Regions from separate parts of the Homo sapiens genome. Here region 2 is linked to region 1. Evidence: read pairs that join two places in POLR2A ChIA-PET (ENCODE). Cell type or tissue: A673. All regions are shown on one strand.

Region 1 (5,000 bases):
TATAACCATTATTTCTGAGTTCCCTATCTTCTCGTCAATTTTGAGAGTTTTACATTACATATTTGGGAATTCAGTTGTTAATTTATAATTTTTATATATTTCTGATACCTAAAACTTTTATTCTTTATCTCTAATGATATTTTCTGTCTTCTTCTTCATATCAAGTTCATTTTTGTCCAATATCAGCATAGCCATTCCAGCTTGTTTATAGTTACTGTTTTCATGATAATATATTTCTGCATTCTTTACATCCAACATATTTGTATCTTTCAATAGAATTTGGAACTCTTGAAGAAAGTACATACTTGGGTATTTTTATTTGTTTTAAATAAATTTTAGCAATTGCTACCTTTTGATTTATTTGTATAAATCATTCATTTTAATGCCATTCTTAATATGGTGTGATTTGTCTGTTATTTTGCTTTTCTAGGTCTATATGCCTCATTTTTTGTTCTTGCTCATTTATCTCTGCTTTTTGCCTGTTTTTTCTTAAATGAGTATTTTCTAATGTGTCATTTTAATTCATATAAAGCTTTTCTTTTCAAAATTTTTAAGATTTCCTTAGTGATTTCTCTAGAACTTACAATATACATACCAGAATCTATTCCAAATACTAATTTTCAGTGAGATACAGAAACTTTATTCCTACATATCTGTATTCTCACTTACCCTTTTGTCATTATTTTGTACATTTTGTTTCTATACGTATAATTAATCCAACAATTACATTGTTCTAGTTATTACTTTTGATAAGTTATATCTTTTAAAGATGTTGAGAGAAGAAAGGAGAATGTATATTTAGGTTTGTCTTAACTATGATCTCATTTTTTTCTTTCAGGTTCTTATCCTTTCTTCCTGTGAATTTGACTTATTATCTGATGTCCTTGTGTTTCTCCAATACAGGTTTATTCCCACTCAACTTCTTTGTGCCATTATTGTAAAATATATTTCTGTATGTTATAAGATCAAAAATACTATATATATATATAGTATATATATTGGTCAGAGTTCTCTAGAGAGACAGAACTAGTAGGATATATGTATATGTGAAGGGAGTTTATTAAGGAGAATTGACTCACACAATCACAAGGTAAAATCCTATGGTAGGTTGTCTGCAAGTTGAGGAGCAAAGAAGCCAGTGTTGGCTCAGTCTGAGTCCCAAAACCTCAAAAATGTGGAAGCTGATGGTGCAGTCTGTGGCCAGAGGCCTGAGAGCACATGGTAAACCACTGGTATAAGTCCAAGAGTTCAAAAGCTGAAGAACTTGGAGGCTGATGTTCGAGGGCAGGAAGCATCCAGCACAGGAGAAAGATAAAGGCCAGAAGACTCAGAAATCTGCTCTTTCCAAGTTTTCTGCTTGCTTTATTCCAGCCCCACTGGCAGCTGATTAGATGGTGCTCACCCAGATTGAGGGTGGGTCGGCTTCTCCCAGCCCACTGACTCAAATGTTAGTCTCCTTTGGCAACACCCTCACAGACACACCCAGGAACAATACTTGGCATTCTTCAATCCAATCAAGTTGGCACTCAATATTAACAATCACAGTGTACTCTCTCTCTCTCTCTCTCTCTCTCTCTCTGTATAGTTTGATGGCTTTTAAATCAGCTAATCAGTTATGAGGATAAAATAGAATAAATATGTAGTTAACATGTCTTTATAAAATACCCACATATCTTTGCTGGTTCTTTTTTGTCTAAAATATGTATTCAGATTGCTGTCTAGTGTCACTTGCTTTCAGTGTGACTGCCTTAGTATATCTTGTTAGTTGGGTCTGCTATCAATTCTCTCAGTTTTTGCTTATCTGTGGCTATTGTTTTTCAATAGCATTTTTTAAAGATGACTTGCTAGGTAGAAGATTTTTCTATTAAGTTTCGTTTTTCTTTCTGCTCTTTGAACATGTCATCCCACTACCTTCTAACCTTTGTTATTCTTGATCGGAAGTCATTCTTTAACCTTCTGGGACCTCTTTGTATGTGATGAGTCATGTCTCTTGCTGCTTTATACATTTCCTCTTGTCTTTTTCATTTTACTTCCTGACTACGATGTGTCTGGGATCTCTTACATTTATTCTACTTGGAGTTTGTGGAGCTTGGATATGTAGATTTATATTTTAGATACTTACTCAAGAAAAGAAAATGGTACCATGTATCCACAAAAAGATTTGTACAATAATATTGGTGGCAGCTTTATTTATAATAGCTCCAAAATAGAAACTGTTTAAATGTTTATCAGCAGAATTGATTAAATCATTATATTCTTATGATAAGATACTATTAAGCTATAAACTAAATAACTAATGAATGAATCTTGAAAGCATGATGCTGATCAAAAAATCCAGACAAAAAAGCATACAAACTGTATGGTTTTATTACATATAGGCATAGCTACTCATCTCTATGACACCAGTACTTATATGTGACAAATATAATAGCTTATATCCATATGATATATAGAACTTCTACAACTTGATCACTAAAACACCTAACCTGATTTTTACAAATAACGCTTTATACACTCCATAAAGGAAATGGTGTCATAGTGAAAGAAATAAGAGATAAATGACTGTGTTTTGAGGAAGGCATGAGGAAGCTATCTGGAGCGATGTAAGCGTGTGCTACAGGGCTGTGGGTTGTATGGGAGTGAACATTTGTCAAGAACGATCCTCTACACACTTCAGAACTCTTCATTCCACTCTATTTAACTGATACCTCAATTTAAAATTAAACACATCGGTACCATTATTATGCCCTGTTGCCAAAAAAAAAAAAAAAAAAAATCTAGCTACAGCCTAGACTTAGAAAAACCAAGATAGTAAAATATTATTATTTTATATGCCTATTCGATTCATGTAAAATCCATCATAATGATGGACTGATCCTGATGAACTATTGGAGCTTCCCACTTTCGCTTTATAAAGCCACAAGTACCTCTCGATGACAAAAAAAAACCTTATAATGTGTAACATCATCCTATAAATTCAAAATCTTTTTACTATTTTCCGTCTCCATTAATGTCAAATTGGACTGAAACTCTTCAGGAAATATATACTATGAGTGTAGGAACACTGAAGGAATTAATTATGATTGATTTCATTAATTATCTGTGTCTAATGCCTTTACAGTAATGGGATGCTTAAAACACTGAGTCAGGAGTAAATGGCACACCTAGTGATTACATGAATTCATTCCACAATGCATTGTTCCTCCTTCAAGTACAAAATGAGTTTTTAATGCCATTCATGTTTTAATTAAACATTTGTTTTGAGATTATGATAGGTTCACATATAGTTGTAAAAGATATTACAGAGACATCCTGTGTGCCCTTTAACCAGTTTCCCCCAGTGGTAACATCTTGCAAAACTATATGATATGGTTTGGTTGTGTCCCCACTGTAGTTCCCATAATCCCCAAATGTCATGGGAGGGACCTGGCGGGAGGTAATGGAATCCTGGGGGCAGTTGCCCCCATGTTGCTGTGCTTATGATAGTGAGTGAGTTCTCACAAGATCTGATGGTTTCATAAGGGGCTCTCCCCTCCGTTTGCTTTGCTCTTCTCCTTGCTGCCACCATGTGAAGAGGAACATGTTTGCTTCCCCTTCCATCATTAATTGTAAGTTTCCTGAGGCCTCCCAAGCCCTGCAGAACTGTGAGTCAATTAAACCTCTTTCCTTTATAAATTACCTAGTCTCAGATATGTCTTTATTAGCAGTGTGAGAATGGACTAATACACTATATTATAATATCACAACCAGACACTGATACAGTAAAGGTACAGAACATTTAATCACCACAAAGGTCCCTAAGGTTCCCCTTTTATAGCCATACCCCTTTTCGTCCTGCTCTCACCCTCTCCTTAACCTCAAATAAAAGCTACTCTGCTATATTTTTGTATAATTTTGTCATTTCAAGAATGTTATATAAATGGAATGATATAGTGTGTAATGTTTGGTACTGGCTTTTTTTCACTTAGCCTGAGGATTCAGATTATTATTATCCATACTTCATTTCTTTTTATTTCTGACTGATATTCCCTGGTATGAATGTACCACATTTTTTTATCATTCACCCTTTAAATACATCTGAACTATTTCCAGTTTGGGGCTATTATAAATAAAGCTGCACTATACATACAGGTACAGTTAGAGTAAACATGTTTCATTTCTCTGGTATAAATACCCAAAAGTGAAATTACTGTGGTTGTATGGCAGTTGCATCTTGATAAGCAACTGCCAAACAATTTTACAGAGTTGCTCTACCATTTTACTTTCCCACCAGCAATGTAGGAATGATCCAGTTTCAACACATCCTTGCTAACTTTTGATGCTGTCACTATTTTTTATTTTAGTCATTCTGATAAATTTGTAATGATATTTCACTGAGATTTTAATTTATATTTCCCTGATGGCAAGTGGTGTTAAACATCTTTTGTGCGCTTATCTGTACCTGAATTTACTCTTCAGTGAAATATCTCTTTGTTTCTATTGCCCATTTTCTAGTCAAATTGGGTAATTTTGTTTTGTTTTGCTTTGTTTTGTTTTCTACCGTAGAATTTAGACAGTTCTTTATATTTTCTAAACACTAGTTCTTTATCAGACATATGGTTTGCACACATTGTTTTCCAGTCTTTAAATTATCTTTTCATATTCACAACAGGGTTTTTCACAGAGCAAAATGTTTTTAATTTTGATGTTGTGCAATTTATTAATTTTTCCTGTTATGGATTGTACTTTTGGTATGATGTGTACAACCTCTTAGCCCTAGAATTCAAAAATTTCTCCTATTTTTTCCTAATACTTTTATAGTTTTTCATTTTACATTAAAATTTATGATTCATTTTGAGTTCAATTTTTGTATAAGATTTAAGTCTTTGGTTGAAGCTTACTTTTTGGCCTATGTATGTCCTATTCGTCTGGCACTATTTGTTGGAATGGCTGCCTTTTTTTCATTGAATTTCTTTTTTGTACATTTGTCAGAATCAATCAGGCTTATTTTTGTGGGTCTC
Region 2 (5,000 bases), 110 kb after region 1:
AAAAATTGCCACAGCCACAGCCACCCTAACCTTCAGCAGCCACCACCCTGATCAGTCAGCAGCCCTATGCATCAAGGTAAGACCCTCCTCCAGTAAAAAGACTACTGCTCACTAAAGGCTCAGGTGATTGTTAGTGTGTTTTAGCAATAAATTATTTTTGATTGAGGTGTGTACATTTTTAGACCTAGTGCTATTGCGCACTTAACAGACTACAGTATAGTGCAAACATAATTTTTATGTGCACTTGGAAAGCAAAAAATTCATGTGACTCATTTTATTGTGATAGTCACTTTATTGTAGTGGTCTAGAACTGAACCCACAATATCTTTGAGGTATGGTTATAAATGCCTCTTCCTAAATCTATCCTGCCAGAAAGGAAAAAAAGAAATGGATACTTGGGACATCATGCACCTATGCAACAATAAACATACTCACTCTTTCCCCCAAATGGAGACCCTTCAGCATCTTATCAGTGATTTCACACAACTCCAAGTCCAAACAGGAAGATGTTCATTCTTCCTATAAAATCACAATCCCATGTTTAAATTCTGCTTTCATGAACAAGTGTTTAGTAGCATACCCCAAATGCAGTACTAAAAGAAGAAGAAAATGAATTAGGAGCTAAGATATATAAATGTATTCATCACTCTGTAAAAATAGAAAGTCTAGAGGATAGTAATCAAATTTCTATAGCAGCGTGTGAAAGTGTAACTCATATTTATGACTTTTCTCCTTTCTTGTCCATTCTGCATGCTCTGCCTTCAACCAGCGCCCCAGCTGACCGGTTAGGTGTTGACATTTAACCTAATGAGTTACCCCAGCCTTTATTGTTGTTGATTCCAAGTCTCTGACAGCCTTTCCAGTTTGTGATTCTTTTCTACCATCTACTTTTACTACTATAAATAGTAGGATAAGAAGGTATCCCGAGAGACTACCTGGGTTCCACCCACAATTCTCCTGCTCCATTGTAAAGTAGTAATCCACTTTGTCCTTCATGGTTAGGATCAATTACACCAGCCAGCACTAAAATCCATATCATTTCCTCTTTTCCTGGAGTCATAAGAAGCTGAGTATGGCCAGATGGCAATATGAGCTTCCAATTCAATGGAAACATTGTTGTCTGTCTTACTGGAAACATTCTTCCTTGTGGATTAATACCTCCAACCAGCAGACCCCAACTTATTGGAACAAGATGCAAAAAACTTTTAAAGTCATACCAATACTGTAACTGAAACTTCAATAGGCCATTTCCAATATCCTATAATGATAGACGCTTCTGAGTTATGGCAAATATGCCAAGGATAATGAATCAAAACATGGCAGTCTTTCCCCTGTCCTTTTTTCACTTAACCATTTTCATTACAAACAATGTTATGTGAAAATCTGTACCAAGGGTAGAGCAATAAGGAAGTCCCTTAATAGTACTGCTTGCAGATGCTTGATGGCCAAGGACAACAAATCCAAATTCACGTTAAGTATCTATTCCAGTGTGGAAATATTTGCAACCTCTATCTCAGACGGATTTCAGAGTTATTATCCTGCTACCAGACACCTGACTGGTCATCTCAGGTGTAATATATATGTGGATTTTTGTATCACTCACTGGATGGCAAATTGGACACCCATTAGTAGAAGTGGCCTGAATAGTCTTGGTGAAGGGGAAGTCCATGTTTATAAGCCCATCTTGAACATCTCACCTTGTTTCATGACTCTTGAAGCATTTATGTAACTAACATAAGGGAGAGACACTTCCAGAAAACCACCACTGATTACTAAGAGCCTCCTCTGCTGTGGGTATGATCTTAGGTAAACATTCCAAAATAATCTCAAACTGCAATTTTTCTGAAAAGTATATACCTCATCCCTAAACCCTCTTGTTATAATTTTTCAAACTTGTACCTTCAACCCCCTGGTCACATGGACAAGCCATTGGCCATTCCTCATGGACTGCTATACATACAATACATCCTGATTTTAAGACATCCCTTCATCTAGACACACTTTGCCATGAAGTGGAGGAACAACATACAAGACTTAAAATTATTCTCTACCTTTTTTAGGGACCAACTCTCCTGGTGCCACATATCATGAAAAGTCATAGAAAACTTGCTCATAGCTAGTTAATACATACAGTTTTTAAGGAGTAAGAAAGTCAGATGCTACTTATTTGTCTTGTGTCCTTAGGACCTGCTTGATCCTAACCCTATTTGAACCACTTCTATTTTATGATGGAGGATAGTTTGTGTGTTCACTTTATAAATAGGTAGATCATATAAAACTCCATCATAATGGGAAATTTGACTCAAGTGTCATGATTATATGGCTCTTATGATCAGAAACTTAGTCATCACGAGAAATGAATAGCAAACCAAGAACTTGTTCTTAGAAGTGGCATGTTTATTTGTTTAAAGAAGGTGGTTTTGTCCCCAAAACTAGGACTTCATCCTCAATGACCACAAATATCCCCAGCATTATTGAACCTGGTGCTTTATAAAGACCAAGGACCATAGCTATTTGTCTTGAAACCTAGATCACTGGGGAAAAGTAATTTGTTCTGGGCTCCATTCATATTTGGAAGCTCACATAATTGGGAGGGAGTAGAACTCTCACTTGGGATACAATTTGCTCCTAAAAACAAAAAGCCCCACTAAGCATTTTTCTCCTTAGTGTTAGGTGACAAATGTTCATCAACCTTCACTTTGAGGTTCCAGATCAATGGATCACCAGAAAATTCACTGAGGTGGTATGCCTGTGCATTTTTGTGGAACTGATCTCCAAATCTATACCCTGCATGTGTCTTGCCAAGGCATTTATGATACCCATTCATTCTTTTTCTCTAGGTGCTATCAATATGATAATATTCATGTAGCAGACTGGCAAGATATCCTTTGGAATTAAGCGATAGTCAAGGGCCCTAGAAATGAATTAGGACACTGTTAAAACCATGAGGCAAGGCAGAAAAGGTATATTGCTGCCCCTCTTCATTCAGTCAAATTTCTGCTGATATTTTTATTTATTGAGAGAGAGAAGAAAAGCATTTTCAAATCCACAGATGCATTCCAGGTGCCAGTGAATGCACTGAGTTTCTCCAGCAGAGAAACCACATCTGGAACAGCAGTTACAGTGTAAGTCAAATCTATTTCTTTTGAAGATAACTCACTCTCATTCTACAAGGTCCTTCATTTTCTTCACTTCCGCAGCTACAGAGATAAGTAGAGTTATATTAGGAATCACCACGCCTGCTTTTCTCAAGTCTTTGATGGTAGCACTAATCTCTCTCTGGAGGAAGATTCCCCTAGGGATGGGATATTGCTTTTTATTTACTATTTCATTAAGGACAAGAAGTTCTAGGGGACATAATAGGACCATAATAACTTTTACTTTATGGGTCACAAAATCTAGTAGGGGTTTTTCTAGTACCTAAGTGTGTGAGTGTGTGTGTGTGTGTATGTGTATTTTAAATATAGAATCTTAAATTTCAAATATATACTATATAATTAGGAAAGGGAAACAGAATAACTTTGGGGTCTATTGAGCCAAAAATTTATTTGTTATTTGACACCCATGAACTACTAACCTATGGACTATAGTGGTATTCCAGGTTTTGGAGCAATAGTGTAGCATTGAGTTGTATACACTAATACACAAAAGATGTGAATATTTTCCTTTTCCTAGTGATAAGTTGTGCCATATATCTTTGAAATAGACTTGGAGAAAATATCATAATATACACCTTGATATTACTACAGCGTCCAATCACAATACTATCTCCCTTAATTTCATTCTAGGAGAACTAGGTCTAGGAACTGACTCAGGCATTGGGATAGCAATATAGGTTTAGGATAGCAAATATACATTATGATTTCTGAGGTCTGGTCTAAGTTTACCAAATATAAAGCTCCTTCCTACCCCAAAATACCCAACCAATTGTACATATCATTTAGGAAACTCGTATCAATTTTAAATCTGCTTTTTCCCAAGGAATCACATGATATTAACTAAGGTCAAATATTTCTGAAGTTCTGTTTGCCAGGTTGGCCTTTTGATTCTGGAGTTTAAATGGAACTACAGTCAACCCTCTGTATCTGTGGGTTCTGCATTCTCATTGTCAAACAACCACCAATGGAAAATATTGAGGGGAAATAACAATAAAATTAAAAATAATACAGATTTTTTAAAAAACAATACAGCATAACAACTATTTTCACAGTATTTACATTGTATTAGGTATTATAAGTAATCTAGAGATCCTTTCAAGTATATCGCAGGATGTGCATATGTTAGACACAAATACTATACTATTTTATGTCAGGAACTTCAGCAACCCCAGATTTTGAGATCTGCAGGGAGCCTTGGTCCCAGTCCTCTGTAGATACTGAGGGTCAACTGTTACTTTGCTTCTGCTCCTCTGCAATCCTCCTACTCACTGAAACCAGGAACCTACTTCAAGTGCAATCTCTCATAAGCATCTTGAACCCTAAGCAAATTATCACTAAGCATCTGCTCTCATTACACAATGTTTTTCTCAAAGTCTTGGTAAAGAGTGTCTTCTGGTGTTTCTCAGGGGATAAAGTTAGGAAATTATCTGAAGTAACACACGGTGAATGGACTCCCACCTTCTAACCTCTAAGTCTTTGCAGTGTTCTCTCTGTACTAGACCAAGAGTTTTCTGTCATTTCAACTTTTTCCTTTCTTTTAACTGTAGGCCACCCTTAGTTCCAGGTTGCAGATTTAGGCATCCATCCAAACAAACAATTAAACTCACTCCCAGGGAATCCAGCAAGCATACTGAAACCATATCAATTAAATTGGCCAAATCAAAAATGATGACTGTTCCTCATTTTACAAATAAGCTCAGATTCATTCCTATACACATTTCCCAGATTTTGATCAACATGAATTAGTAAAGCCATATAACTATTTTTTAGGTGAAAGCATTCTTCTTAAGGCTGGACTTTGTAATTTTCTCCAGGAGCATTCTGGATTATAATGCTAATTAC

What was found. ChIA-PET counts read pairs that join two places held together with the same protein. Peaks named below come from ENCODE experiments on the same cell type or tissue, not always from the same donor. Only the 100,000 strongest peaks of a DNase experiment are listed, where the experiment ranks them.
Region 2: POLR2A ChIA-PET joins it to region 1 with 6 read pairs; 2 of 35 experiments call an interaction of 5 or more read pairs at or near these places.

Annotation. Positions count from the first base shown.
Region 1 is chr15:97,033,463-97,038,462 of GRCh38, reverse strand. No RefSeq gene overlaps it. Among named protein-coding and RNA genes, the nearest start is that of LINC02253, 200 kb to the left of the region's middle. In A673, no CTCF peak of the experiment used is centred here; a DNase peak (open chromatin) is centred at 1,972.
Region 2 is chr15:96,924,271-96,929,270 of GRCh38, reverse strand. No RefSeq gene overlaps it. Among named protein-coding and RNA genes, the nearest start is that of SPATA8, 140 kb to the right of the region's middle. In A673, no CTCF peak of the experiment used is centred here; no DNase peak of the experiment used is centred here.